Linked DNA regions of Homo sapiens: all the other regions are linked to region 3. Evidence: read pairs that join two places in POLR2A ChIA-PET (ENCODE). Cell type or tissue: PC-9. All regions are shown on one strand. Links, peaks and the distances in the headings refer to the core of each region. The heading gives the core; the rest is flanking DNA. Region 1 overlaps PHTF2 (putative homeodomain transcription factor 2). Region 2 holds the start of SNORA14A (small nucleolar RNA, H/ACA box 14A). Region 3 overlaps LOC124901681 (a long non-coding RNA gene).

Evidence for each region. Peaks named below come from ENCODE experiments on the same cell type or tissue, not always from the same donor. Only the 100,000 strongest peaks of a DNase experiment are listed, where the experiment ranks them.
Region 1: POLR2A ChIA-PET joins it to region 3 with 6 read pairs; 2 of 35 experiments call an interaction of 5 or more read pairs at or near these places.
Region 2: POLR2A ChIA-PET joins it to region 3 with 7 read pairs; 2 of 35 experiments call an interaction of 5 or more read pairs at or near these places.

What each region holds. Positions count from the first base shown.
Region 1 is chr7:77,950,662-77,960,981 of GRCh38, forward strand. It overlaps PHTF2 (putative homeodomain transcription factor 2), which reads left to right. Exons shown (of 19, transcript NM_001395272.1): 17 at 956-1,051; 18 at 3,108-3,233; 19 at 4,197-6,564. The coding sequence ends at 4,217. Among named protein-coding and RNA genes, the nearest start is that of DDX3ILA1, 35 kb to the right of the region's middle. In PC-9, for the core only: no CTCF peak of the experiment used is centred there; no DNase peak of the experiment used is centred there.
Region 2 is chr7:75,940,236-75,950,506 of GRCh38, forward strand. The region is part of intron 1 of POR (cytochrome p450 oxidoreductase); the gene reads left to right. It overlaps SNORA14A (small nucleolar RNA, H/ACA box 14A), which reads left to right and starts at 3,548; the gene lies at 3,548-3,681. In PC-9, for the core only: CTCF peaks have their summits at 5,377 and 5,605; DNase peaks (open chromatin) are centred at 3,846, 5,256 and 5,666; H3K27ac peaks cover 3,079 bases.
Region 3 is chr7:77,523,667-77,533,986 of GRCh38, forward strand. All of the region lies in intron 2 of LOC124901681 (a long non-coding RNA gene), which reads right to left. Among named protein-coding and RNA genes, the nearest start is that of PTPN12, 8.5 kb to the right of the region's middle. RefSeq lists enhancers at 1,908-2,409, 2,410-2,909. In PC-9, for the core only: no CTCF peak of the experiment used is centred there; a DNase peak (open chromatin) is centred at 4,885; H3K27ac peaks cover 3,831 bases.

The sequences.
Region 1 (10,320 bases), core at 1,846-6,845, 430 kb after region 3:
AGTATACTTGAGCCTTATGAAATTGGACAAAATCAACCACTTCCTCCAACTCGCTCTGAGGCTAATGGTTTCTCATTTCCACCCTTCTAATCACCTTTCTTTCTGTGGCCTTTCTGTAGACTTGTTACCCTATGATTTTGGTTTACACACGGTTTTGGTTTGGCTTAGCACGAGTTCTGGCTTAGACTTTTACTAACTTTTCAGTTCATGTTCCTACAATATCTGATAGATATATCATGTTAGTCTCACCAGTCAGTATATTGACTAGCTTTGGTTTGGGTGTACATTCCAGCCTAATCAGCGATGGCTGCCAGATTGGGGGTAAAGGTGAGATCAAATGGGGATAAGCACAGTTGCCTAGGCTTGCTTCTTCCACTGGCTTGGGGTTAGAGCATTTTTCAAAGAAAGGAACTGTGGATACCCCAAAATTATCTATTATAGAGTGGATAATAAAAATACACAAATATTTTTGAGTGACTTTCAAATAAATCATAAAACAACAAGGCATTGTGACTGCCTATAATCCCAACACTTTGGGAGGCTGAGATGAGAGGATCACTTGAATCCAGGATTTCAATACCAGCCTGGGCAACATAGCAAGACCCCATCTCTAGTAAAAAAGAAAGAAAGAAAAATTATAAACTATTGGTTTAGTTTATTCTAATTATTATTTATTTTTTAGGTTGATTTGGCTCCGATAATAAAGTGTCTCACCTTTTAAATAATGCCATCCAGTCTTTTTTATTTTGGCTTTTGATTACATTTCAAAAGTGTTTGAGAAACAGTTATTATTTTCCTATTATAAAATAAGTATAGGAAATTTGGAATATATAGTATAAAGACTATTAAAATCACCTATAATCTCAATAACCAGATACTTGAGTGAATATCTTTCAAGTCCTTTAAAAATGTGTATTTATTATAATTTGAAGCATTTCTATTCTTTTTATAAAAGATAAACCTCTACTTGAAAATGGAGAAAAAACCTAACAAAAAGGAGGAACTGACACTAGTGAATAATGTTTTAAAACTGGCTACTAAACTGCTAAAGGTAAGAATAGAACTGAAAATGGTTATAATGTCAAATATGCTGTTCTGACATAATTTTATTTTTTTGTTTATAGATATTACTTTGTATGTGGTTTTCATGATTATCCAAGTTGTTTCCAAATTATACTTGTGCACATACATACAATTTATATTTTACTTCTCATTGCAAAAGTGCTTGAACTAATCCAAATAATTTCTTTGGAAATTGTATATTAATAATAATATGTCTGGAGTATTGTAGAGGTTGGCATCTTTGGAAATGTATGCCTCCTACACCTTAAAATAGATATCAAAAAAGAAAATTTGTTGTTTACTTGGGAAGTTTTTTATTTTGTATTTCTCAGAGAAGTCTTCTGGTTGGCCTGAGTTAGCTTAAAAAGTAATAATACATAATTATCATAATAAATATGTGTCATAAATAAACATTTAATTTTTGATAACAAAAAGGAATACAATTTTGATGTATTTTATCTCATAGTAACTCTTTGGGGGTAATTTAATAAAACATTTTTTATCACTGCTTACAATATTCATTATGTTTTTAGTTCTTAAAAGGAAAATATTTTTTAAAATTTCAACTTCTATAACCAATTGAATATAATTGTTAGAGTTATTTATGTTTTCAGAGAATGGTATGAAATTAGTTGTGTTTCAGTGTTATAGTTAATTCTTCAGTCAACTAAACAGTGTGAATTGGGTATAGACTATGCACCACATAGTATTGAAGGGTTCAGAAGAAGTGGGTGGGGGGATAATAAAAAGCAATTACAGATTGCTTTCTTTTTCAAATCCCTTTAATTATCCTGAGGAAGATGATGACATTTAAATAACAAGCAAGATAATAGAGGCAAACTCCATTTTTGACCAAAATGCTCAATGGGAAAAAAATATCTTGAATTAATAGTTTTGTGTTTGCTTGACACATGTATATTGCCTATCTTCAGAGTGTAGGCACTGTGTAGGAAGGGGCTACAAAGGTGAGACTCAATGAGCAGCCACAATCTCAGAGCAAAGTATAAAAATGACTAGAATAACAAAGCATAATAGTATGATTCTTTTTGATCATACATAGTCTCCTAGTCAGAAATCTGGGACTTAACATAGATCGTACCTTCTTTCTCTCTCTCTTTACAGCCAAGAAATTCTCAAGTCCGCTGATTCAGTCTTTTAAATATCTTCCAATTCATCCTCTTCTCTATTAGTACGGCCCTATGTGAGATCCTTGTCTCTCACTTATGCTTTTGATACACTGAACTCCTTACAGATATTCTTGCTTCTGATCTCATTGCTCCCTAGTCTTTCTTCTACATTGCTGGCCCAATGATCTTTCTTCCTTGTACTTGGGCCCTAACAATGCTGAGCAACCTGTAGCAATTCAGATGTGTCATGTTCTCATGTGTCTTTTAGAATATTTACTCCCCACCATCCACAAAGTTTCAGGAGCACCTTCCTCTATGGCCCCATTATTTGCTTTTTATATGTACCTTTGAAATGGGACTTTCATATTTTAATTATTTGTTGCATGTCTACTAAACTGTAAGGTCCTTCAGTTCAGGGACTGAATCTTAACTTCCCAGAGCCTAGCACAGGGCTTGGCATATGATAGAACTTTAAATGTTTGAATTAACCAATTAATTAATACATGTATTTGAAAATGAATTGACTCAAAGAGGAGTTTTTACATGTTATAATCTTGTCAGAAAATTTGGCCAATTTCTAATTGTTCTACCGAAAGGTATTGTTCTCTTTCGGTTTCTAGTCTAGTTCTTATATTAAAAAATGTTCTCTAGCCTCTTTATAATAGCTTAAGGGACAGAAATTGGAGTTACATATTTAGTCACAGAGTTCTTTTAAAGGAAGTTCCTTTTTCCTTTAAAACCATTAAAACTATTATTGAAATTTACTTCTTTCAAGTTTAACCAAGTTTATCCTTTCTAAAAGCATCCATAATTGGTAACTTTTTTGAAAGTGTTTTTTAATTCTCATTGTATATTGTTCTGAATTAGCTTAGTAATTCTTTTTGAATCTGGGACTGACTTTTTTTTCTCTTCTGCTAGGAGTTGGACAGTCCTTTTAGATTATATGGGCTTACAATGAATCCGCTGCTTTATAACATCACCCAGGTTGTTATCCTGTCAGCTGTTTCTGGTGTTATCAGTGACTTGCTTGGATTTAATTTAAAGGTAAGAGGTTGCAAGTACTTTTTATTTCTTAGTTTCCTGTTGCATTTTTGTTGCGCCCATTTTACCCTCACATGCACAGTAATGCGGTCATTTTGGTAAGATTGCAATTATTGAACATTTCACATTTAATTTCAAAGAATTATATGTATTTATGTTTTATAATACTGCAGGAATTTCTAACTTGGAACAGTATTTATTATAAATAGAAGTCTTGTGTAGGATAAGTAGAAGTATTTGGTTTTTTTTATTTTTTATTTTGAGATGGAGTCTGCTCTGTTGCCCAGGCTGGTGTGCAGTTGCGCGACCTTGGCTCACTGCAACCTCTGCCTCCCGGGTTCAAGGATTTCTCCTGCCTCAGCCTCCCAAGTAGCTGGGACTACAGGTGTGCACCACCACGCCTGGCCAATTTTTGTATTTTTAGTAGAGACAGTGTTTCACCATGTTAGCCAGGCTGGTCTCGAACTCCTGACCTCAAGTGATACACCCACCTTGGCCTCCCAGAGTGCTGGGATTGCAGGTGTGAGCCACCGCGCCTAGCAAGAAGTATTTATTTTTACTAATAAAGCTTTAATTTAGGTGATAAAAAAGAAAAAAGCCTTATTTCTATTTTTGGCCAAAAGTTGTATTATTTATCTGTATAGCAATGCATACATCTTCCAATATATGCACAACTAACTGTTAGGAAGGTGTAAGATAATCATATTAAACAAGTACTGTGTATATATATATATATATATATATATATATATATAGCCACTTCTCAAGAGAAAGCAATAGAAATCTGATTTTCACATTTTTGTTTGTGTTTAAGGTGAGTTCTTCTTAAAAGGATAAAGGAGTTAAAATATTAGAAACTGCACTTGTTTGTGAATGAAATTTGAATTTAAAAATGGTGTTATATGATATAATTTAAGCTTTGATATTAAAACTGGCTTGTCACCACTTCTATTTTTTTTTTTCTAGCTATGGAAGATTAAGTCATGACAATTCAAAGAAAAGAAGATGTAGCCTCTTTTCCAGAATAAGAGTACTGACTAAGCTGCCTGAAAGCTTGTCACTGATTCTTTGCTTCAGGAGTCTCAGCTAGGGAGTTGAAGTGTTTACATCAGACTGTCTTGTGCAATTCTTATATTTATTTTACTGGTTCACTTTTTTTTACATTTATTTTAGTCTTTATATTTTTATTTTTAAGCATTGATGTACTTAGTTGTTGAAAGGGTGATGAAACTGATATCCAGATACTTGAGATCCTGGTAATTGGTCATAAATAATTGGCAAAATAACAAATTGTGAAAATAGAAGCCATTGCTCAGCACCGTTTCTCCATCAATGCCGTGAACTTGCCTTACTTGAGGAAAAATTCTTTAACTTTGGAATATTGCATTGAACTCAGCTATACACATAAAACATTTTCTTTGGTAAATCAAGATCCAGTCAGGGTTTCTCTTGAATTATTTTGGAACAATGCCAGGATCCAAACTGATTAAGTTACAGTTTAAGCACCCTTCAGTATTAATATATACGGTATTATATAACAGGTCAACAAGTGCTCTTTGATGATAAAACTTGTAATAGAGCAATAATTGTAAATGGTTACCATACTGTAAGATATTTTGATAAAAATTAACTAGTAATACTTGTATTTATTTGAAACACTGGGCTGTTTGCACAGCTCCAACTGTGCATGCTCAAAATGTGCACTTTTTAAAATTGTTACTTTTAATGCGTATCTTTATATGGGATCTGTTATAGTATACTAGGGCATGATATGGTATCCTTTTGAGTGAGGTATATACTCATCTCACAAGTGAAGTGCCTACTGATATTACTAAAGTACATTATGTTTACTCAAGTAAATAATTTTCTCCCCATGGTACACTCTAGTGTAGGCTATTCATACCACACTGAAATGAACAACTGAAGAATAAGGCTAAGAACCAATAAAATATTTCTCTAATTGCTAGTTGTAAAACTGTATCCAAATTTTCAGAAAAGACAGCTTCAGCTTGCAAATTCTATCCTCTAAACTTATCTGGTGCATTCTCCCCACCCCACCCCCATTATATAAGGGCTATTTTAGATGCTTTTAACCTCCCCAACAAATAATTTGCCAAGTGTCCAATGAGAACTTATCATGTTGGTGTGTTAGGTAAATCGGGCAAATATGATAGTGTCTTACATTGGGCCTTGATTTTAAGTTGTTATATTTGTACAATCGAGTATTTTAGAAATTACATGAAACATGAAACAGTTTTTGCAATTTTTTTTAAACTGGGCATCTGGTTTCTAAAAATTTATTTGAAACAATCTAGAATTTTCTTGGTGCAAAGTGTATCATGTGGAATATCCTCATATTTTTACCATATTTTAAGAACTTTAAGACGATTAATTGTAAATAATTTATTTGATTGGTGCAGTTCTAATCCCTAAATCATAATCTTAAAATCAGGAATGTGTGGAGAACAGAGCCATGTCATATCACTTTGCTCTTACCATTCCTTTTGATCAGCCTCAATTCAGCCTCATTGTGTAGTATGTTTTTTCTTTCTATGAAAAACAACAGAAAGCATTTCATTTTATTTGCCTATGTTCAAATATGTTTAATAATGACCAAAGTGCATTCTGAGTTTTTTCAAGGAATGTAATACTGGAGCTTTAAGAACATACTTAGTTTCTCATGTGAAAACTTAGGCTTTGTCTGATGTTTTTCCTTCCTCTATTGTCTAATGTTGAGGTTGTTTTTAGGAATTATGTTTTATAAACTTTTTCAATATAAGGTACATGCCTATACAGAACTTAACATTTTGCACAGAATATATCAAATATATTTTGAGAAAAAAAGTACGGCATGAGTTCTGTTAGGAATAAAAGATGAAACTATTGTATCTCACAAAAAATCTTATTTCAGAATGGAAATATTTTTGAGAAAAGTAGCTGAGTATACTGGTTTAAGAAAATGCTTGTTTTAGATTGAGGTTAACTTAGAGTTGGGAGTTGATTTATTAAGTACAGTATACCTCTCAACAGTTTATAAATAATATGTTGAATTATGTCAGTGTGGGCAGCAGTAGAATACTAAAAGGAAAATGTCATGTTAAGCAATTTCAGAACATTAACTGAACTATTTTCAAAGCAGAAAAATTGACATTGCTGCCTTTAAGAATACCATGAATGTAAGAAATTGAAAGAAATTGTAAAATATCACATAATATAGAAATGGCAGTTCAAAGAGAATTGTGGCAGATGTTGTGTGTGAACTGTTGTTTCTTTGCCACATGTGTTGTATTTGAAAGTTTTACAGTAAGTTTAAAATAAAACATTCTGTGACTGACGGTGTTTTTTTTTTTAATTTTCAGGTCATATACATTTCTATGGTAATTTTGTGTTTACTTAACATAAAATTTAGTTAGATTTGGGGGGAGTGAAAATAAATTTTTTATAACTTTCCAACATTTTAGATTTTGTTATGATTCTTAGAACATGAAAGAATAATACACAGGTTTTTCATCACCAAAATGATATTATATCATTAATGTTTGTTTGCTTCTTTGTTTTTGAATACAGCAAACTGGCTGTGGCCTGAAATATTAAAGCTCATTGTGAAAAGATAGTGGTTTTTTTGGTTTGTTTGTTTGTTTTGAGACGGAGTCTCACACTGTCACCTGGGCTGGAGTGCAATGGCACAATCTTGGCTTACTGCAACCTCTGCCTCCCAGGTTCACACCATTCTCCTGCCTCAGCCTCCTGAGTAGCTGGGATTACAGGCGCCCACCACCACGCCCTGCTAATTTTTTGTGTTTTTAGTAGAGATGGGGTTTCTCTATGTTGGCCAGACTGGTCTCAAACTCCTGATCTCATGATCTGCCTGCCTCGGCCTCCCAAAGTGCTGGGCTTATAGGCGTGAGCCACTGTGCCCAGCCGATAGTGGTGTTTTTAAACAAATGATTTTGCCACATGAATTTAGCATGAGAGATTATGATCAACAGTAGGATGGTTAAACATTCTAATATTTCTGTTATCTGATTGGTCCAAGTGTTCACTGGGCTTAAATTAATCTAGGACTATTAATTCAAGTGCACTTTCAAACTTACTTTAAGCTTACAAATGGCTCTTTTAATGAATCTCCCTTCATACTTCAAAATAGCAATATGACTGGCACTTCTTAATTGTTTGCTGTATCACTTAGAACATAATTCTCAACTTTTTTTCTGCCAAGCCTATACAAAAAGACACCACAAATGCTTAACAGTAGCACTGGCTCCCCAAAGTACTTACTGCCTGGGGAATCTAAAAGGCCATTAGGGATGGGAAAAACCCAAGTGTTTTTTTCTACTCTCACACCATTCAGCATAACACTTCTGATACCAGATTCTCTGGCAGACACCAACTGGGTGTTTTAGAATTTAACTCAGCTCTAACACTACACCCAAAAGAATGTCAGATCCCACAGGTTGAGGGCTCATTCCCACCAGACTGCCCCCACTTCAGATGCCAGGCACAAGACCCAGGTTGTGATCTGCCTCCCCATCAGGGTTCCTACGACCCTCTTCTTGGGTTCAGTTAATTTGCTAGAGAAACATTTAACTTTTACAGGTTTATTATAAAGGATACAGATGATGGAGGAGATGCATAGGCAAGGTATGGGCGAAAGAGTGTGGAGCTTTCATGCCCTGTCCAGAGTGTGCCACACTCCAGGAGGCTCCATGTGTTGTGCAACCCAGAAACCCTCCAAATCCCATGGTTGAGGGATTTTTATGGAGACTTCAAATCACATAGGCATGATTAATAAACTCCACTTCCAGCCTCTCTGGAGGGAAGGTGGAACTGAAAGTTCCAAGTTTATAATCATGGTTTGGTTCTTCTGGTGACTGGCGCTCATTTAGGAGCCCACCAAGATTTGCCTCCTTGCAGTAAAAGACATTCCTATTACCTGGAATTTACAAAGCTATTAGGAACTGCGTGACAGGAACTAGAGTCAAAGACCAAATATTAGAAGAAAAGATTCTCCTAGCACCCTTGTCATTCAGGAAATTACAAGAGCTTTAGGAGCTCTGTGCCAGCGACTGGGGGCAGAGACCTGTGTATATATATAATTTCAGAGAGGTGGTACAGATACACTTTCAAGAAAGTATTCCCCAAGTGACTTGTAAAATTTGTTCCACTTAACCATTTGTCACCACCCTGAGAATTATTGGCTTAAGATACAAAATTTTGTAGAATGTGTAAAAGAAAATAAAATTTAAGGACCCTCCAAACTTACTATGCCCAGGGGAAGTTAAGTCCTAGAGACAGAGTAACGTAGCATATTTGCCCCTTCTGCTTCTTAGATTATAGATTAACTTTCTTCCTTATTGTTCTTGTTCTGTAAATGACTAGGAAAGACCAGAGACCAGACTTCTGCCTCTTCTAGTCCCTAATCTTCGTTATAGGTTAACTGCCTCTTTTATTGTCCTATACCTAAATCAGACCAGGTGGAGCAAAACACCCCCATGACTGTTACATCTTCAGTGTGGAATATTAAATATACCTTTTAAGAGAAAGAAAGACCACCTCAGCTAATTAGATCATTGAATTATGCATTAAACCTTCTATAGAAAGATGTAGAAATTCTGTTAAGCTCCCCTAAACTTTGTCTATATAAATGATCCCAAACTTCTAGACTTCAGAACACTGACTTCCATCCTTTGGAATATGTTCTTCTCCGGGGACTGTTGTCAAACTTCGTGCTTGGGTAAACTTACTCAAACTTAGATTTTTTTTTTTTTTTTTTTTTTTTTCCTTGAGATGGAGTCTCACTGTATCGCATAGGCTGGAGTTCAGTGGCACGATCTCAGCTCACTGCAACCTCCACCTCCCAGGTTCAAGTGATGCTCATGCCTCAGCTTCCCAAATAGCTGGGATTACAGGCATGTACCACCATGCCTGGTTAATTTTTGTATTTTTAATAGAGATGGGGGTTTCACCATGTTGGCCAGGCTGGTCTTGAACTCCTGACCTTAGGTGATCTGCCCGCCTTGGCCTATGTGCTGAGATTATAGGCGTGAGCCACTGCACCTGGCCAATTTACTGGATTCTAACCCTTTTGATTATTTTAGGTTGACAAATGTAAATTCCATGAGATATTAACTGTATTTACCACTATTCTCAGCACCTGGAACAGTGCCTGATACACAGAAATATCACAATATATTTACCTAATGTGTGACTTGAGTCGAATAGGACCTTCGACACCACTCATTCCAAAGTCCCCATTTTACCACATGAAAAAAATAGGACCCAAAAGAGGTTAAGAAGCTTGTCCAAGGTTGCACAACTACTCAATGATAGAATCCAAACTCTCCGTATCCCCTTTGCAGGTATACATTCTATAATCGTATCTTTGTGTAAGCATTTGGCACCTCTTGACTGATCAAAATTGTTCATCATAGGAAGAATACCCTGGGAAGAACAAATATATTGATAAATTATCTGTCCATTTTTTTAGTGAGGTCATATACAAACTAATAAACCTTGGCAATAGGAAAACGTCAGAATTCATCTTGACATCTCCCTGTTCAACTCTCTGCAGTGTGCCCTAGTGGAAAGAACATATGCTTTGGCATCAGGCTTCTTTTACAATCTTGAGCAAATTACTTAACCTCTGTGAGCTTTGGTTTTCTCAGCTGTAAATTACTAACAGTAATACCTATCTTACAGGGCTATTAGGAGGATTAATGAGATAACATATGTAAAGCACCTAGCAAGGAACTGATGTGTTAGTTATGCAGGAAAATTGGTTCTCTTCACCTTTCTTACCAAGAAAAACAAGTAACGGCCTAGGGCAATTAACAAAAATTTCCAAGCTAAATCATTCATATTACATAAGATATCATATGCATCCCCACCAAATGTGAGAACTATTAAGAATCATCCTTCTTATAAACTATCATTCTTCTGTATGTGAAAAATTCTTTTACAAGAAGTTGACATTTAATTCCCTTTCTTCCTAAGCAGGCACACTAAAATGTGGGAGGAAAGTCTCATCCTTTTGCAAGCCTATGTGTTACTGTATATCCAATTATGAGCAATTTTGCTAAATTCTCAGATG
Region 2 (10,271 bases), core at 3,622-8,621, 1.6 Mb before region 3:
ACCACGCCTGGCTAGTTATTTTTGTATTTTTAGTAGAGATGGGGTTTCGCCATGTTGGCCAGGCTGGTCTCAAACTCCTGACCTCAGGTGATCCACCTGCCTCAGCCTCCCAAAGTGCTGGGATTCCAGGCGTGAGCCGCTGTGCCTGGCTTACTCTTATCTTAGATATCACGCTAACAAGCAGCTGATTTCCCAATTTACGCAGATTCAAAGCAGCCAATTAGAAATGGGTGAGAGACTTTTGAAAAAAAACGTAGGCACTCTCGTGGCCGGGTGCAGTGGCTCACACCTGTAATACCAGCACTTTGGGAGGCTGAGGCAGGTGGATCACGAAGTCAGGAGATCGAGACCATCCTGGCTAATATGGTGAAACCCCATCTCTACTAAAAACACAAAAAATTAGCCGGGTGTGGTGGCAGGCGCCTGTAGTCCCAGCTACTCAGGAGGCTAAGGAAGGAGAATGGCGTGAACCCAGGAGGCGGAGCTTGCTGTCAGCTGAGATTGCGCCACTGTACTCCAGCCTGGACGACAGAGCAAGACTCCATCTCAAAAAAGAAAAAAGAAAAAACGTAGGCACTCTCATAATGGTGAGGGTCATCCTGCCTCAAGAAAAGACAAACACTATCAACAACAAAGATGCAGGGGCCGGGTGTGCTGGCTTACACCTGGAATCCCAGGACTTTGGGAGGCCAAGGTGCGAGGATCGCTTGAGCCCAGGAGTTTGAGACCAGCCTGGGCAACCAAGCGAGACCCCATCTCTACAGAAATAAAAGTTTTTAAAAAATTAGCTCGGTGAGGTGGTGCATACCTATAGTCTCAGCTACTTGGGAGGCTAAGGTGGGAGGATGGCTTGAGGCCAGGAGTATGAGGGTGCAGTGAACTATGCTACTGCTTTCCACCCTGGGTAACAGAGTGAGACTGTGTCTCTCAAAACAAGCAAACAGACCAAAAAGATGCAGGAACCTGAGATCCCACAGCCTGGGTTCCCTCTGTGTGCAAGCAACCTCTCCTGCCTCTTTAGGCCCTAAGTATGTTGTACAATGACACGATGGCCGAGTAGTCTACAAAAGGAACCGTGCGTGGACTCGAGACAGCATGGACATGGTTCACGTATTCCGGAAGTATTTCTCTAGCTGTGTAGAATTTTAGAGCTGAGGATGATCCTTGGTGACCAGCTCCATATTGCTTTGTGGAGAAGAAACCTGAGTCCTGGGAGGTCAAGTAACCCGTTCAGACTCCCACAACCAGAGCCTCCGGCATCTGTACTGCCCAGTCAGTACAGAGCTCCGGTAACTAGGTGCACTTCAGTTATCTAGAGTAGGCGCTAATAACTTATTTCTTGTCAGAGGCCAGGTAATAAATATTTTTTAGGCTTTGCATGCCAAGAAGTAAAATCTAGGATGTTATATATAATGAGAGGCAACAAGTTTCCATGTTTTTTGTTGATGAAATTCAAATAAGGCTGGTTGCGGTGGTTCACACCTGTAATCCCAGCACTTTGGGAGGCCAAGGCGGGAGAATTGCTTGAGCCCAGGTGTTTGAGACCAGCCTGGGCAACTTAGCCAGACCCTGTCTCTATAATTTGAAATATATATTTTTAAAAGAAATTCGAGTAATAACTAATAACAGTTGAGTGCAAGTTTTTAATACAGGTTTGTTAATAAGAAGAATGGAATGATTTTTGTAGGGATAACAATTTTGGGCCAGGTGCCATGACTCACGCCTCTAATCCCAGCACTCTTGGAGGCTGAGGTGGGAGGATCGCTTGAGTCCAGGAGTTTGAGACCAGCCTGGGCAACATGGCTAACCCCTGTCTCTACAAAAAAATATTTAAAAAGTTAGCTGGGCATGGTGGGTAGTATACACCTGTAGTCCCAACTACTGTGGAGACTGAGGTGGGAGGATCACTTGAGCCCAGAAGGCTGAGGCTGGAGTGAGCTGCGATTGTGCCACTGCACTGCAGTCTGGGTGACAAAGCAAGACCCAGTCTCAAAAAAACAAAAAACAGAAAACAATTTTGTTTCATTGGGGTTCTGAATTAGTGTTCCCAAACATCAAAATCTGTTGCAAATATCCCCGTGTCAGTGCTCATCTGTAATGAGATTGTATAGGTGACATCTTTGAAAATATCTTTTCACACAAATAGGTACTGCCAAGTTATATTGGTCAGGGAGCATAAATTTTGATGGGGCATTTTAATCATTGGAAGACAGCATTTATAGATTTTTTTTTTTAGATTCCCCTCTTGATATTTGCCTTTTTGCATTATTGCATTGCAGATCAGCCACTTCCAATTGAAGGTTAGATGAGAGCTGCTCAATTGTACAGTTAAATGGATTTTAAAATATGGGAATTTCCTTCATACTTAGATCAAGATCTGAAAAACGCTGCTAGGGCTAGAACTAGCAGCTCAAAGTTTTTGTTTTTTTTGAGCTCAAGGTTTGAGCTCAAAAAAATGTGCAAAGGTTTTTCACTTGTTCTAACCTTGACAGTCTAGGAATTGTATGGCGCAGGTTGACATTACTTGTGATTCATACAATGTTAATTTCATTGAAATGACTTTACCGCAATATAAGTTTTGCATATAACTGCTGTTTTGCCTTATAATTTTAGATTGGCCTCATTAAGAAACATCAAGTCTGCAGCAAAAGCTAATTTCCAAAGCGATTTAGTATTTGGTAATAGTGGTTGAGGGCAGTTCTTTCTTTTTTCTTTTTCTTTTTTTTTTTTTATTGAGATGGAGTCTTGCTCTGTCACCCAGGCTGGAGTGCAGTGGCATGATCTCGGCTCATTACAACCTCCACCTCCCAGGTTCAAGTGTTTCTTCTGCCTCAGCCTCCTGAGTAGCTGGGACTACAGGCACGTGGCACCACACCCAGCTAATTTTTTGTATTTTTAGTAGAGATGGGGTTTCACCGTGTTAGCCAGGATGGTCTCGATCTCCTCACCTTGTGATCCGCCTGCCTCGGCTTCCCAAAATGCTGGGTTTACAGGCATGAGCCACCGTGCCCGGCCCTCTCTTTTTTTATTTTTTATTTTTATTTTTAGACTAAGAGGGCAGTACTTTTCAGTTATTCTTGTTCAGAAAAGATTTAATATTCACTCTGAGCTCAAAATAGTCACACCAGACTTTACCACTGCTAAGCTGCTGAACTGCTGTATGGTAGGCCAGTTAGGATATTCAGCTTCTATTTTTGACAAAAATCCTTAAGACCAACTTAGGTTAAGTCCATGAGAGCAGATACTGTTGACATTCCCTTGTTCGATCACATATAATAGATTCAAATTTTTTGCATAATATCTGCTGGTGAATAATATAGTGAACAACCATAGGCTCCAACTAAGCCTTTTTCTGCCCCCCACATTCATTATAACACATCTTAGTGGATTCCATTTCAGATTGTACTAAACTTTTCTCAACTTCTTTGAAAATGCTCTTATTTGTAGTTGTTTCATGCTAATTCTTCAAACTTGGTATTGACTCCCCAAGTAAACAACAACTGAAAAGTATTGGTAACGTCTTTAGATTCATCAAGAGCCAAGGAATTGCATTCTTAAACCCTCTTGGTGGCTTCCCTGTAAATGCTTCCAAGATATGAGCGAATGCTATAGAAATTGCAGGAAAGTCCAAAGGGCTGCGCGTCTCCTGTGGCTCAGTCTTATTTCATACCTGCAACATCTTTTAAGGGAAATTTGCAAAAGGGAGAATTATCAACTTAAAAAAAAAATAGCCAAGGAAACCTCGACTCTTCAAGGAAGCAAGGAAACGTGCTCTCCTTGGGAGTGACATTAGAGGAGGCCCAGTGTGAGTCAGGACTTCATCACCACCTGGCGGAACCAGGGAGCCCCACCCCATGTGTCAGTGGAGATCATGTGCTGTCTTCCCTCTCCAAGCTAGGGTTTGTCAGCAGAGGCCCAGGAGGGAGACTGAATCTCGCCTGACAGCAATGAACTGATACCTTCCTTCCCTATAAGCAGGTGACAGACAATATTTAATAAAATCAAAAAAGGCTGGGTGCAATGGCTTACACCTGTAATCCCAACACTTTGGGAGGCCAAGGTGGGTGGATCACTTGAGGCCAGGAGTTTGAGACCAGCCCCAGCAACATGGTGAGACCCTGTCTTTACTAAAAATACAAAAAAATAAATTAGCCAGGCGTGGTGGCACACGCCTGTAATCACAGCTACTCTGGTGGCTGAGGCATGAGAATCAGTTGAACCTGGGAGGCAGAGATTGCAGTGCACTGAGATCACACAATTGCACTCCAGCCTGGGCAATAGAGACAGACTCTGTCTCAAAAATAAAATAGGCTTAAATAAGATTCAGGATCTTAAAGTACCCAGAATGCCCAGAATACAATAAAAATCAATCACTATACCAAGAACCACAAAACTCTCAACTTGAATGAGAAAAGAGAGTCAACAGACACCAGCATCAGGATGACACAGATGTTGGAATTAAGATATAGAGAAGAATGAAACAGATGTCTTAGAACCGAAATATACAATAGTCAAAATAGGAAACTGAATGGATGACTCCACAGCAAAATGGAGGAGACAGAAGAGAGAATCCATGAACTTGAAGTTAGAGCAGTAGAAATCACCTAACCTAAACAACAGAAAATAGACTGAAAACCAAAACAAAACAAATGAACAGAGCCTCAGGATTTTGTGGGACTAATAACAAAAGATCTGACTTTCATGTCACCCAAGTCCCAGGAGAAGAAGAGAAAGAGAGTGAGGCTGAAAAGTTATTTAAAAAATAATGGCGGCCGGGCACGGTGGCTCACTCCTATAATCCCAGCACTTTGGGAGACAGAGGTGGGCAGAATCTCAGGAGTTCATTACCAGACTGGGCAATGTGGCAAAACCCTGTCTCTACTAAAAATACAAAAATTAGCCAGGTGTGGTGAGGCACACCTGTAGTCCCACCTACTCAGGAGGCCTGAGGCAGGAGGATCCCTTGAGCCCGGAGGATCCCTCAAGCCCAGAAAGTTGAGGCTTCAGTGAACAGTGATTGCACCACTATGCCTCCAGCCTGGGTGATAGAGCAAGACCTTGTCTCCTAAAACAAAAAAGAAAAGAAAAGAAAAGTTGCTATATTTTGCAAAAGACATAAATCTACAGATTCAAGAAACTGAGTGAACCCCACAGAAGGTAAACACAAAGAAATCTGCACCAACATCTCAGTACAGATAATAAACTTCCTGGGTACTCTGGCTATTGTGGCTGTGGAGCGATCTGTCTGAGTCACTCTTGGACACTGCTTTTTAACAGGTCACCTTGGAGAGTGTAGTGTTCCCCGAGTACCTCTCAGTCCCTGTGGGTTGCGCTGTCAGGCAACAGTAGGGTATGGTTCCATGAGGGTTTTCCCTCATCTTGAAGCCACTAAACCTTGGCAGAGGGGCTTGTGAACCTGAATGACCCCGCTCCCCCTGCAGCCAGAAGGTGCAGCCCCTGGTGCCAGAGCCTTGTCTAGGTGGCCCTGACATGACAGTGACAGCTAAAGGGTTGACTAAATTACAAGTTTTATTCTTTCCTTTCTTGTTACTGCTTTGATTGGGGTGTCTGACTCACCCCAATATCAGTGCTGAGTTGGTTGCTCAATCTTTTTTACGGACCAGAAGTTGCAAACAGTAAATGCAAAACTGCAAATACTTCCTGGAAGATAACCTGTTCCAGTGTTGCAAATGGTTGGCCTCAGAGAGCCCTTGTGTTCTTGCGTCATTCTCCCTTTCAGAAGCTGGTGAGGCTCCTGCCAGTGCCCCCCAGCCTGTGTGCTCCCTGATTTATTTGTCCATCTTGCTCAGTGGTGTGTGGGAGGGACTGGAGCTGTTGCCCTTGATTGCTACCTTGGTGGGAACCAGCCAGCTACCGAAATTGACAGGGAATCGTGGTCAAGCTATACATGCATAGTTTTTACCCTTCTCTGTATGTTGTATTTTATAATAATGAAAACATGTAGAGACCTAATTTATAATAAAAGTCAGGTCTGCTCTATTTAGAGTTGGGGAGATCTAGTTGGCTGGTATTCTGACATGTGCCTTTTTCTGTGCCTAATTTTTTCTTGAGACAGGACCTCACTCTGTTGCCTAGACTACAGTGTAGTGGTGTGATTATGGCTCACCGCAACCTCAACCTCCTGGGCTCAGGTGATCCTCCTACCTCGGCCTGCCACATAGCTGGGACTACAGGTGCGCACCGTCACACCTGGCTAACTTTTGTATTTTGTGGTAGAAGTGGGGTTTTGCCATGTTACCCAGGTTGGTCTCAAACTCCTGAGCTCAAGTAATCTGCCCGCCTTGGCCTCCCAAAGTGCTGAGATTAAAGGCATGAGCCACTGCACCCAGCTCTGTACCTAATTTTACAGATGAGAACATGAAAGCCTTCTGTTGGTAAGGGGTGTGTCTGGGGTCCCAGCCAGCTGGTGTGGCGGGGCTGTGGCAAGAGCCTGGTCTAGTTCTTGTTTGCTGTTTGGATTGATACTGTGTTTGGCCCCATGAGCTCTGCCTTGTCTCTTGTTCCTTTTGCTGAAGGTATAAAGAAGAAACTCAGAGATTAAAGACTCTTTCAGGGCAGAAGGCTCACACAGGCTTCCAGAACCTCCTCGGAGCGATTGTAGGGACTGCCTGACCCGGAAGAGAGTTGTCAGTCAAGACCGCCAGAGTTTTCCCATCAGAGTATTTGGCATAGCAGAGGTGGCTCCCAAACTGTGCCAGGGCACTGCAGCAAACTCACAAGTGATCATTCTCAATGCGGCGGACGCTCAAGTCTGTTGAACTCCATGCGAAGTGCTAGCTTGGGACAGTTCACGGTTCCAACGTGAGATCCTTGCTGCATTCCTTCTTAGGATTTTACATCTTTGCGAAGCTGGGTTTGCAGTGGTTGTTCAGACCTAACTATACGTGGAACTGTTAGGCATTTTTTTTTGGCCTACGGATACCATTAAAAATTTGCTGAGATACCAGGGACTCCACAAACGAAGGACATTTGGGATCTGTCCAGACAGGTACACTGGAAGCCCAATGTGTGTTTTATTTGTTAATTGATTGATTGATTGAGACAGTCTTGCTCTGTTGCCCAGGCTGGAGTGCAAGTGGCACGATCTTGGCTCACTGCAACCTCCGCCTCCCGGGTTCAAGCGATTCTCCTGCCTCAGCCTCCCAAATAGCTGGGATTACAGGTGTCTGCCACCATGACCTGCTCGCAGCACCACGCCCAGCTAATTTTTGTATTTTTAGTAGAGACGGGGTTTCACCATGTTGGCCAGGCTGGCCTCAAACTCCTGACCTCAAGTGATATGCCTGCCTCAGCCTCCCAAAGTGCTGTGATTACAGGCGTTAGCCACCACGGCCGGCCCCAATGTGTGTTTTAAATCTTTGCGCTTAAATGTTTTTGATTTCTGCACATTTTGTGTTGCACGTGTCATAATGCATTCACCGATTCCCTTCATTCCCTTGAGTAGTTATTGCGCCCTGGATTCTGCGCCAAGGAAGTGTGTGCTGGGGAGGGGATGGTGGAGCTGAGGTCTGAAGAATGAGTACGAAGCTTCGAGAGGAGGAGCATCTCAGACACCTGTCAGGCTCTGGGGCAGGACCGCAGAGGTGCAAGCTGGAGAGTGGCTCAGGGTGGGGCTGGAGAGATGGGTGTGTGTCTGTGTGCGCGTCAAGGGGAAAACGGTTAAGTTTCTTAACCCAGGGGCTCATTTGTGGCCTCAGCCCCCAGGCACACTGCTTGGATCCTGGGATTCCTCCAAGCTTAACCTCCTTGAGAGGCCTTCCTTTCGCACCGCATGCCAGACACAGAGGTGCCTGAGATGCTGTTCTTCCCTCAAGGAGCTCACACCGAGTGAGAGAGAGACCCATGTCCTAAGTAGAGGGCGGTGAGCACAGCCCGGTGGGAAGCTGGGCCTGTTTCTCGTTTTGCCCGAGTGAGGTGCTTACCCCGTGTGGCCTCATCTGTAGCTCAGGGCCTTGGATAAAGTGATGGCTGGGTCCTTCCCACCGCACCTGTCTTCTCTCAGAAGTAGTTTGATATTTCAGAGTCAAAGCTGCTGGGAACATTCTTGTTCTGTGGAGCCTCCAGGCTGAGCGCTGGGAGTGCCCAGTGTGCTGGTCGGGGCTGGGGGGCACTCAGGGCCAAGCCCCACCCCTGTTGGCTGCAGGAAGTCAGTCACAGCCTCAAGGAGCAGCTCCTGTTCGTTTCCTTCGTTTTGCGTGTTAGTTTCCTTACAGGCGTGAGACTGTGTGGTCCTGACTGTGAACTCCGGGAAGAGGCTGAAAGAAGCTGTGAGTGCAGGTGTTAGAGACAGGCAGCATGAAGAGGAGGGAATAGAGTCAGCCTCACAGACTGTCCTGATGGAGTTGCAGTGTGGTTTTCAGATTATAAAGGCATTCCATAGTCTGTATGCCAAGCACTGCCAATCCAGGTACCCGAAAATCGGAAGGTTCTTGCCTTCTATTCACATGTTTATTTATTCAACAAATCGACATAAATGCTCATTATATGCCAGTCTGTGAACTAAGCCAAGTCCCTGCCCTTGTGGGGTGACCCTCTAGTCAGGGAGAGAGCCAGTGGTGGGGTAATGTATAATATAATGTGAGGTGGGGATAAGCTCAGTTGTGAGGGGTCAGAGGGTGGGGATTGTGGCCAGGGGGCAGTTGTAGATTCTGTTCTCAGGCAAAGTTTCTCTGAGATGGTGACATCTGAGCAGAAACTTAAATGAGGGAGTGAATTTTGCAAATAATGAGATGGCCATGTGCAAAGTCCCTGAAACAGAAGGAGGCCAGCGTGACCTGCAAGGTGTGAGGAAGGGGAGCGTAGTAAGAAATGTGGGTGGTGGGAGTGGGTTCTGAGGGCCGGATCGTATGGGCCTTATGAGCTGTGTAAGGACTTCAGGGCTTTGTTGTTGTTGTTGTTGTTGTTGTTGTTGTTTTTGAGACGGAGTCTCACTCTGTCACCCAGGCTGGAGTGCAGTGGCGTGATCTCAGCTCACTACAACCTCTGCCTCCCAGGTTCAAGCGATTCTCCTGCCTCAGCCTCCCCAAGTAGCTGGGACTACAGGCACGCGTCACCATGCCTGGCTAATTTCTGTATTTTTAGTAGAGATGGAGTTTCGCTGTGTTGGCCAGGCTGGTCTTGAACTCCTGACCTCGTGATCCACCCGCCTCGGCCTCCCAAAGTGATGGGATTACAGGCGTGAGCCACTGTGCCTGGCCACTTTAGGTTTTTGTACGAAGTATGATGTGAAGACATCTCAGGGTTTGTTGTTGTTGTTGTTGTTGTTTGAGATGGAGTCTCACTCTGTTCTCCAGCACTCCAGGCTGGAGTCTGGAGTGCAGTGGTGTGATCTCAGCTCACTGCAACCTCCGCTTCCTGGGTTCAAATGATTCTCCAGCCTCAGCCTCCTGAGTAGCTGGGATTACAGGCATGCGCCACTGCATCCGGCTGATTTTTGTATTTTTAGTAGAGACAGGGTTTCACCATGTTGGCCAGGCTGGTCTCAAACGCCTGACCTCAGGTGATCCACCTGCCTCGGCCTCCCAAAGTGCTGGGATTACAGGTGTGAGCCACCGTGCCCAGCCCATCTCAGGGTTTTGATCAGGGAGGGGACATGACCTGACTTACTTTTTTTTTTTTTTGAGATGGAATCTCGCTCTGTCGCCCAGGCTGGAGTGCAGTGGCACAATGTCAGCTCACTGCAAGCTCTGCCTTCCGGGTTCACACCATTCTCCCACCTCACCTCCCTCCTCCTGTTTCTGGGACTACAGGTGCCTGCCACCACGCCTGGCTAATTTCTTGTATTTTTTTTTTTTAAGTAGAGACGGGGTTTCACTGTGTTAGCCAGGATGGTCTCGATCTCCTGACCTCGTGATCCACCCGCCTTGGCCTCCCAAAGTGCTGGGATTACAGGCATGGGCCACCGTGCCCGGACGATCTGACTTACTTTTTAAAGCATCCCCCTGTCTGCTGTGTGGGGAATGGCCCGTCCATCAGAATTCTCTTGCGGTGATTACGTAGGTGCAGATGTACCGCTAACCTCACTCCCAGCGTCGTCGATTTATTAATAGAAACTGCCATGAGTTATGCAATCAGCTTGAGTCTGCGTTGAGAAGGACTTCACATCATGGGCATTAGATCTCTTCTGGAAAATGAGGGGACCGGTCACTTGGGGAGTTAGAAGGGAGGAGGGTGAGGGACAGGGAGCGCGAGTTTCTTGGCTGCTGCCTTGTGATGGATAACAGCTAGACAGCTAGGGGAGCTCCTGTGTC
Region 3 (10,320 bases), core at 2,388-7,387:
ACCATAATGAGGTACCACTTCGTACCCAGTAGGATGGCCAAAAATTTTTTAAAGGAAAATAACAAGTGTTGGCAAGGATGAGAATAAATTAGAACCCTTGTACAATTTCTGGTGAGAATGTAAAATGCAGCTTCTGTAGAAAACAGTTTGGTTCTCCACAGAAAACCATGATCATAGGAACACTATTCACAACTCCTCAAAAGTGAACACTGCCCAAAAGTCCATCAATGGATGAAAGAATAAACAAAATGTAGTATATACTTATAATGCAATATTATTCAGCTTTAAAAAGGCAGAAAATCCTTTCATACGCTATAACATGGATGAACCTTCAAGACATTACACTAAATGAAATTAGCCAGTCACAAAAAGACAAATAAATGTGAGCCCACCTGTATGAGGTATCTAAAATAGTTATATTCATAGAAACAAAGTAGAATGGTAGTTACTGGGAGCTAGAAGGACAGGGAAATCAAGGAACATTGTTTAATGAGTATACATATTCAGTTTTGCAAGATGAAAAGTTTCTGGAGATCTGTTGCACAACAATGCAAATATATTTAACACTAATGAACACTTAAAAATGGTTAAGATAGTAAATTTTGTTATGTGATTTTACCAGAATTTTTTTAAAGGCAAGATACTACTCAGCATAAAGTTATACATGCACTGGAACAATAAAAATTCTAAATACAAGATAATGGTTATTTCTGGGGAGAGAAAGGAAGGACTCTATAGGCATCTCAACTCTATCCATACTGTTTTCTTACTGAAAATCTGAGGCAAATATGAAAATATTAAGATTTGAAACAAAACATTATGCAAGTGAAAGAAGCCAGACACAAGAGGCCACATACTATTATATATGATTCCATTTTTATATGAAATATACAGAATAGGTAAATCCATATAGACAGAATGCAGATTGGTGATTGCCAGGATGTTAGGGGAGGAAGGAGTAGGGAGTAACTGTTTAATGGGAATAGGGCTTTCTTTTGGGGACACGAAAATGTCTTAGAACTAGATAGATGTGGTAGTTGCACAATATTGTGAATGTACTAAATGCCACTGAATTGTTAACTTTAAAATGATTAATTACATATTATATAAATTTCACTTCAATTAAAACAAACTAAGGAAAGGGAGAATTTCAAGAAGGAATGGTATTCACTGAAAAGGGTCAAATGCTGCACAAGGGTTAAGAAGGATGTACACTAAGAGGTCATGAGATTTGGCAAGTAGGAAGTCCTTTAGGAGATATGTGCCAGTAGTCAGACTGTTGTGGGTTGCATGAGATGGGCAGTAGTTTGTGGGAGTCTTGAGCATTTTGTAGGATAAGGAGAGTCACTGAAGGGGAAAAGACTGACAATAAAGGAGAGGAGATATTTGTACAGCAAGAGTAGGAAGAGACATAAAAGGGTAGAGAGGGTCAACAGAATCCTAATAGTGGAGAGAAATGAGTAAGTTATAGGGGTAAATTTGTGATTTCCCAATTTCACTTGGAAAGGAGAAACTGAGTTAAAACTTGATAACTCCATTTTTCTAAGAATGAAGAAGCAGGGTGTAGGGCTTGAAGCGAGTGATAAAGCCATGGGAGCTGACCAAAAATGGACAAAAGGGCTGTCTGAGCAGCTTTGAGGGCTTTAGTAGAAATCATAAATATCTCCCTCGCACACACAAACCCACAATTAAAAAGTTCAACTGTTAAAGGTATTGCATGATTAATAGTATGTCTCACAAATTGCTCATTAGAAATAAAACCACTGCCTAGACTCATCTGTATGACACATGATACTGGATTTGTGAAATATTATGAATATACTTAAAAATAGTATTCATGTAACACAACAGAAAGATCACTCAGTGAGAACTACAGAAAGATAGCAAATTGAAATCTACTGAAGAAATATTAAATACCAAACATTCAGCTAGAAAAAGAAATGAAATATCTCTAGGAGACAACTTACTACTGAAGAAAGATATAAATAAATATTTCACCAGAATTTTGAAATAATGGAACTATTTAAAAATTGACAAGGAAAGGGCAGTTGATGATTGCCTTGATAAATTACATAGTTAATTTCTTTGAAAAAAAAAAAAAAAAGGATATGCCCTAAAGTTTAAAATAAACTATTTTAAAAGTATACTTTTAAAAAGTAACTGGTAGAGCATATTAAATGGAAATTAAAAACAATTTTAAAACCATAAAATGCTTGCTAATTGAAAACTAAGACTAATCGTAACTAGCTATTAACAGTAAATACCTTTTAACAAATTTTCAACTACTGAGCCAGGTGCAGTGGCTCATGCCTGTCATCTCAGCACTTTGGGAGGCCAAGGCAGGCAGATTGCTTGAGCTCAGGAGTTTGAAGCCAGCCTAGGCAACGTGGCGAAACTCTCTACAAAAAATACAAAAATTAGCTGGGTGTGGTGGCGTGTGCCTGTGGTCTTGGATACTCGGGAGGCTGAGGTGGGTGGATCACTTGAGTCCCAGAGGTCAAGGCTGCAGTGAGCCATGACTGTGTCACTGCATTCCAACCTGGGTGACAGAGTGAGAGACCCTGTCTTAAAACAAAACAAAAACCAAAGTTTCAACTACTGAATGAACTTGAATATAACTAAAAAATCGGCAGGCGCCTGTAGTCCCAGCTACTCGGGAGGCTGAGGCAGGAGAATGGCGTGAACCCGGGAGGCAGAGCTTGCAGTGAGCCGAGATCATGCCACTGCACTCCAGCCTGGGTGACAGAGTGAGACTCCATCTCAAAATAAATAAATAAATAAAAGAAATGTGATATTCACTGACAAGGTAAGGTAACCATCAAATGATGACATATAATATGCACATTAGGTGCCTTCTAGAATTCTATGGGCATTAGAAGATTTTTGCATAATATTACAGCAATTCTTGGAAATGAAATTTCCCTCTATAGATTTTAGTTTAGACTTGTATAGCTGCTAACGACACCAATTATTTGTTTGACTATAGGCTAAATAACAGAGTTGAAAGAAATCTCTGCTTTCTAGTTGCCAACACAGAAACATGAAGTGCAAGATTTTCACAGAATAGTGAATATGATAAAAATATAAAATCATGGAACTTTAAATATACTTTTTTAACTGCAGTACAATATATCTAACATAAAATTTATCATTTTAACCATTTTTAAGTGTATAGCTCAGTAACATTAAGTACATTCACATTGTTGTGCAACCATCACCACTAACCATTTTTTATCATCTCAAACTATATATTTTATTTATTTATATTGTGGTGAAAAACACATACATTTGCCATCTTAACCATTTTTAAGTGTATAGTTTACTAGTATTAAGTATACCTGTATTGATTCACATTGTTGTGAAACAGATCTCCAGAACGTTTTTATCTTGCAAATCTGAAAATCTATGCCCATTAAACTCCCCTTTTCCCTTCTGCCCCCAACCCCTGGTAACCACCATTCTATTTTGTTTCTATGAGTTTAACTACTTTAGATACCTCAAATAAGTGGAAGCACATTTTTTTTAATCTAAAATTATTAGTGGTCACTGAAGAAAAGGGATTTTTTGCTTGTTTTGTTTTGCTGATAGTTTGGCCTGACCTCAATCAATAAAGTGAATGAATTTTATATGGCACAATTATATTTCATAAGCCTTGTTAATGATCCATTCTTGAATACAGAAACCAAATGTCATCATGTTGAAAAACGACTAATTAGATGGTCAGGTAGTATTTGACTTTGAAGTTATTTATAAAATTTTAATTTTTCTTTGAATGTTAAATGAAACAGCATAAGAAGTATGAGATAGAAAGGTCAGAGAACAGGGTGGATTTAATGACTGTATTCTCTTGCAGTTAGCATTAATTATTACTGTATGTAGCCTTTGTTGTGTAACACTCTTAAGTTTTCATTGAGTGGAGAATTATCTGGGTTTTAGTTCTAGTTCTGCCATCTATGTGATCTTGGGCAAATAATTTAATTTCTCTAAAGTTATGCATTATTATCCTTACTAGTATTCTAATGCATATATAAAGAATATAGGGTCGGGTGCGGTGGCTCATGCCTGTAATCCCAACACTTCGGGAAGTTGAGGCAGGTGGATCACCTAAGGTCAGGAGTTAGAGACCAGCCTGGCCAACATGCTGAAACCCCGTCTCTACCAAAAAAAGAAAAGAAAAAAAAATTAGCCAGGCATGGCAGTGCACACCTATAATCCCAGCTACTTGGGAGGCTGAGGCAGGAGAATCACTTGAACCCTGGAGGTGGAGGTTACAGTGAGCCAAGATTATACTACTGTACTCCAGCCTGGGGACAAAGAGAGACTCCTTCTCAAAAAAAAAAAAAAAAAAATATATATATATATATATATAAAATAATACCTGACCTACCTACTTAAGGGTAGAGTTATAAGGATAAACAGGATGTGATATATGAAAAAGCTCTGACATATTAAGCTTTGAAATACACATTGAATATTAGAGAGATTTCATCCCTTCCAAACTTCTCTTCATTTTTATGTGTCTTCTGAAAATTTTATGTTACCGTAGGAAACTAAAAAGTTATGCTCCCTTACTGCCAGTTTCCTATTTATTAGATGACACATTTCAACAAAAAACTCAGATTAAAAAATGGTCAACATTTGCTGTGACTATGGCTAGAAAGAAGGAATAAATAGGATACCAGGATAAACAAGAATTTCCCTAGCTTCTCATTCACTCTCTCATAACCTCCCACCCAAAAGTCTATCTTAAATATAGTTTCAGAGTATGGAGAGGACTGAGGAATGCAGAATGAAATGACAGGTTAATATTAGAAATGCCATTGTGGGAGACTCTCAGGAATGATTTCAACCTTCACCTGCAGTTTCACTTAAATCACACCAGGTATAGAATCATTGTGACTCAGTGGTTTATGCAACAATCTGGAAACTCAGGACCTGTAAGCTTTGGCCATGTGTCTGACATTTGTTTTCCACAAGTAAGCTAATCATGTTCACTCACTGTGCTTCATTTAGCTTTTATCTATTAATGAAGAAAATGATATGAAATTACTTCCCAGGGTTGTAAAAAAAAAAAAAAGAACAGAACTCACAAAGAGCTATAAAATGCTGTGAAAGCCATAACAAAGGTAGCTTGTATGAGTATAGATGTGAAAACACCCCAAAAGTTAAAATTTCCACACATTTAAAGCATTAATTTTACCTGAGCTAAGGGAAAAAAAAGGTAATATGAACATGAAACAAGTAGATCATCCTGAAACCTCTTTTGGATTATTAGTTTTAAATTCCTTCCCACTCAGACCTTCACAAAAGTAGTAAGAAGAGAGATTTTTTTAAAAATGAAATTTAGCTTTCTTCTCATTCCTCCTGTATTTACCCAGAGTGATGTAGCTAGTGAGTAGGAAAAGGGCCTAAAGAGATGAGGAAGGAGGTAAAAAAGCACAAGACCCAGAAATCATTAACGGTCTTTAACCAGTTATTATTTTGTGTTTTGTTTTTCTTTTCTTTTTGAGACAGAGTCTTGCTTTGTTGCCTAGGGTGGAATTCAGTGGCATCAGAGTTCACTGCAGCCTCAACCTCAACCTCCGAGGTTCAAGCAATCCTCCCACCTCAGCCTCCCAAGTAGCTGGGACTACAGGTATGCACCACCACGCCTGGGTAATTTAAAAATTTTTTTTGTAGAGACTGGGTCTCACTGTGTTGCCTAGGCTGTTCTCAAACTCCTGGGCTCAAGCAATTCTCCTGTCTCAGCCTCCCACAGTGCTGGGATTGCAGGTGTGAGCCGTTGCGCCTGGCCTATTTTGTGTTTTCTATGAGTAAGTATATAGTACACCACTGCTGAAACATTATCTCATTAAGCCAGCACCAGGTGGCTTTCCTAAAAGAGGAAACTGATGCTTAGACAGCTTAAGTGACTTACCCTGAACAAGAAATGGAACAGGTTTTTGAACCTTCATTTCTCTGACTTCAGAGCCCACGCTCTTTATTACTGCCCTATTCTGTTTCAAGAAAAGCAAAATTTACTTATGGAATAAATGTCAACTGAACCTCTCCTAAAAGTTTATCGGAAGTCAGGTTACTCTGGAGATTCTCCCCATCTCCCCCATGGCCATATGGGTTATGTTGTGACATACCCACATATTGCTGCATGTCTGCTTAATGTTCTTTTCTTTCCTTTAAAAGTTTATTTTATTTTACTTTATAGATACGGGGTTTCGCCATGTTGGCCAGGCTGGTCTCGAACTCCTGGCCTCAAGTGATGTGCTCGCCTCAGCCTCCCGAAATGCTGGGCTTACAGGCGTGAGCCACTGAGTGCATCCTAATGTTCTCTTCCTAATCAGATTCTTTATACTTTCTACTCTCTCTCAAGGCTTCAAATCGCTAATTCTACCCCATGGCATACATTCAGCTTCTGCCCTTGCTGCATAATGACTTACTCTTTCTAGGTTTCCAAATTCAGATTCCTAAGAGTGAGAACTGATTGGCCCAGACCATCTTCTTATACCAGGACATAGGTTGCTGGCCAGTCTGTATGGGCTGATTAACTTCTCAACTGCCCAAACACGTGGCTGTGACAGAGGATAGGCAGAGCAGTAAATTTCCCTGAGACTATAGTATAGGTAGGTGAGCTTTCTAAAGCTGGACCTACCATGTGCCATTTTTAAAAATCTCCCAAACAAGATCTGCCTCCTTCCACCCAGCTTTTTTTTCTGAGACAGGGTCTTGCTCTGTTGCCCAAGCTAGAGTGCAGCGGTACAATCATGGCTCACTCCAGCTTGGAACTCCGGGGCTTAAGCAATCCTCCTGCCTCAGCCTCCCGACTAGCTGGGATTACAGGCACACATCACCACGCCTGGGTAATTTTTGTATTTTTAGTAGAGACAGGGTTTCATCGTGTTGGCCAGGCTGGTCTCGAACTCCTGACCTCAAGTGATCTGCCCGCCTTGGCCTCCCAAAGTGTTGGGATTACAGGCGTGAGCCAGGGCACCCAGCCTGCATTTCTTACTTTTTATTTTATTTTTTTTGAGACGGAGTCTTGCTCTGTCACTCAGGCTGGAGTGCAGTGGCGTGATCTCAGCTCACTGCAAGCTCTGCCTCCTGGGTTCACGCCATTCTCCTGCCTCAGCCTCCGGAGTAGCTGGGACTACAGGCTCCAGCCACCACGCCCGGCTAATTATTCGTATTTTTTTTTTTTAAGTAGAGACGGGGTTTCACCGTGTTAGCCAGGATGGTCTCGATCTCCTGACCTCGTGATCTGCCCGCCTTGGCCTCCCAAAGTGCTGGGATTACATGCGTGAGCCACCGTGCCCGGCCACTTCTTACTTTTATTTTTGTTGTTTCATGTATTGGCTCCTAATATCTCTCATTCCCTTCTCTCTCATTCACAATTTATCAGAAAAGTACCAGATTACTATTTTCCTCATTTCCATAATTTTGCTTCTATCCTCAGAAACCTCTTGTGGCTCCCATGCCTACAGTATCAACATTCTCCAGAGCCTAGTCTACTTTGGAGCTTTCACATCTATACAAATGTTCTACTTCAAACTTCTGCTTTGCTGTCTTCATGCTTATCACTTCTCTTGCCTGGGCGTTCTACTTCCTGTTCAAACCTAATTTAACTTACCCTTTAAGGTCTACCTCTGTGACCACCCCATGCTGACAGCCCGGTCCACAATTCTCTCTCCTCAGAACTGTTAAATCACTTATTATCTGTATCACTCTTTCACATTTATTAACTTAAAGTAACTAAGAGTTTATTGTTTTTCCTGTCTCCTGAACTAAGATATTCATTCCTTAGGAGTAGGAGCCATCTCTATAACATTTTTGTATCTGACACACACAGCATAAACCCTCATATGTTGATATGTTAAAAAGCCATATGTAGATTGAAACAAGACCTAAATGTATTGAAAAGAAGAAAAAGCCACTTTGAGAGGCCGAGGTGGGTGGATCACGAGGTCAGGAGATCGAGACCATCCTGGCTAACATGGTGAAACCCTGTCTCTACTAAAAATACAAAAAAATTAGTCAGGCATGGGGGCGGGCGCCTGTAGTCCAAGCTACTCGGGAGGCTGAGGCAGGAGAATGGCATGGAACCCGGGAGGTGGAGCTTGCAGTGAGCCGAGATCACGCCACTGCACTCCAGCCTGGGCGACAGAGTGAGACTTTGTCTCAAAAAAAAAAAAAAAAAGAAGAAGAAGAAGAAGAAGAAGAAAAAGCTAGCAAGGTACCAAGGAAAGCACTGCTAAGCCTTTCCAAAGAACTGAAATCCTGGCGGGGCTTGGTGGTTCACGCCTGTAATCCCAGCACTTTGGGAGGCCGAGGTGGGTTAATCATTTGAGGTCAGGGGTTCGAGACTAGCCTGGCCAACGTTGTGAAACCCCATCTCTACTAAAAATTCAAAAAAATTAGCCGGGCGTGGTGGCAGGCACCTGTAAGCCCAGCTACTGGGAGGCTGAGGCAGGAGAATCACTTGAACCAGGAGGCTCAGGTTGCAGTGAGCCGAGATCGCGCCACTGCACTCCAGCCTGTGCGACTAAGGAAGACTCCATCTCAAAAAAGAAAAAAAAAGAAAAAAAAGAATTGAAATCCTTGGAGATAGTTTACATAAATTTTCCCAAACCTAGCAGTAGATGCCAAAGGTAGCCGCTGAGAACTCAAGAAACTCTCAAGTGTTGCAAGAAAGAGAGAGAAGCTTGCCAATAAGACGAAACATTTTAAAAAAGACTAAAAACACCAGCCAAAATGGGACTCAATACCTTAAACAAGTAACACTTCTTACCCAACACTATACCAAACCGTACTAGACTGTTACACAACTTGTTCAGCATATCTTCTTTACCGATCATTGTCTGGTTGGTACATTCTTTTGAACCATCAAAAGCAGAGGCACTTCTGATCATCCTTCCATTTCTCTTCCTACAGTCGAATTTCTCTCCCATTTCTGAGGGGAAAGGGCCATCTACAATAAGCATGATCAAGCCCTGATTCTGGCATTTCCTCACATCCCGTGAAACTCAGTCTCAGTATCTGGTTAAAGTAAAATACTGCGGGCCCTTTTTTCAAATAAAGTTTACCTTAGAAATTAAACTATTCCTCTAAGTGAATTTTTGAAATACAGAGCAAAACTGTATCTCTTTGCATGCACACACATATATAAATGCATAGGAAAAAATTTGGAAGGGCATAACTTGAAGTGCATTTTTTTCTTTTTTCTTTTTTTTGTTTTTTTGTTTTTGTTTTGTTTTGTTTTGTTTTTTATTGATCATTCTTGGGTGTTTCTCACAGAGGGGGATTTGGCAGGGTCATAGGACAATAGTGGAGGGAAGGTCAGCAGATAAACAAGTGAACAAAGGTCTTTGGTTTTCCTAGGCAGAGGACCCTGCGGCCTTCCGCAGCGTTTGTGTCCCTGGGTACTTGAGATTAGGGAGTGGTGATGACTCTTAATGAGCATGCTGCCTTCAAGCATCTGTTTAACAAAGCACATCTTGCACCGCCCTTCATCCATTTAACTCTGAGTGGACACAGCACATGTTTCAGAGAGCACAGGGTTGGGGGTAAGGTCACAGATCAACAGGATCCCAAGGCAGAAGAATTTTTCTTAGTACAGAACAAAATGAAAAGTCTCCCATGTCTACTTCTACACAGACACGGCAACCATCCGACTTCTCAATCTTTTCCCCACCTTTCCCCCCTTTCTATTCCACAAAGCCGCCATTGTCATCCTGGCCGTTCTCAATGAGCTGCTGGGCACACCTCCCAGACGGGGTGGTGGCCGGGCAGAGGGGCTCCTCACTTCCCAGTAGGGGCGGCCGGGCAGAGGCGCCCCTCACCTCCCGGAAGGGACGGCTGGCCGGGCGGGGGGCCGACCCCCCCACCTCCCACCCGGACGGGGCGGCTGGCCAGGCAGAGGGGCTCCCCACCTCCCAGTAGGGGCGGCCGGGCAGAGGCGCCCCTCACCTCCCGGACGGGACGGCTGGCCGGGCGGGGGGCTGACCCCCCCACCTCCCTCCCGGACGGGGCGGCTGGCCGGGCAGGGGGCTGACCCCCCCACCTCCCTCCCGGACTGGGCGGCTGGCCGGGCGGGGGGCTGACCCCCCCCACCTCCCTCCCGGACTGGGCGGCTGGCCGGGCGGGGGGCTGACCCCCCCACCTCCCTCCCGGACGGGGCGGCTGGCCGGGCAGAGGGACTCCTCACTTCCCAGTAGGGGCGGCCGGGCAGAGGCGCCCCTCACCTCCTGGACGGGGCGGCTGGCGGGCGGGGGGCTGACCCCCCCACCTCCCTCCCGGACGGGGCGACTGGCCGGGCGGGTCTGACCCCCC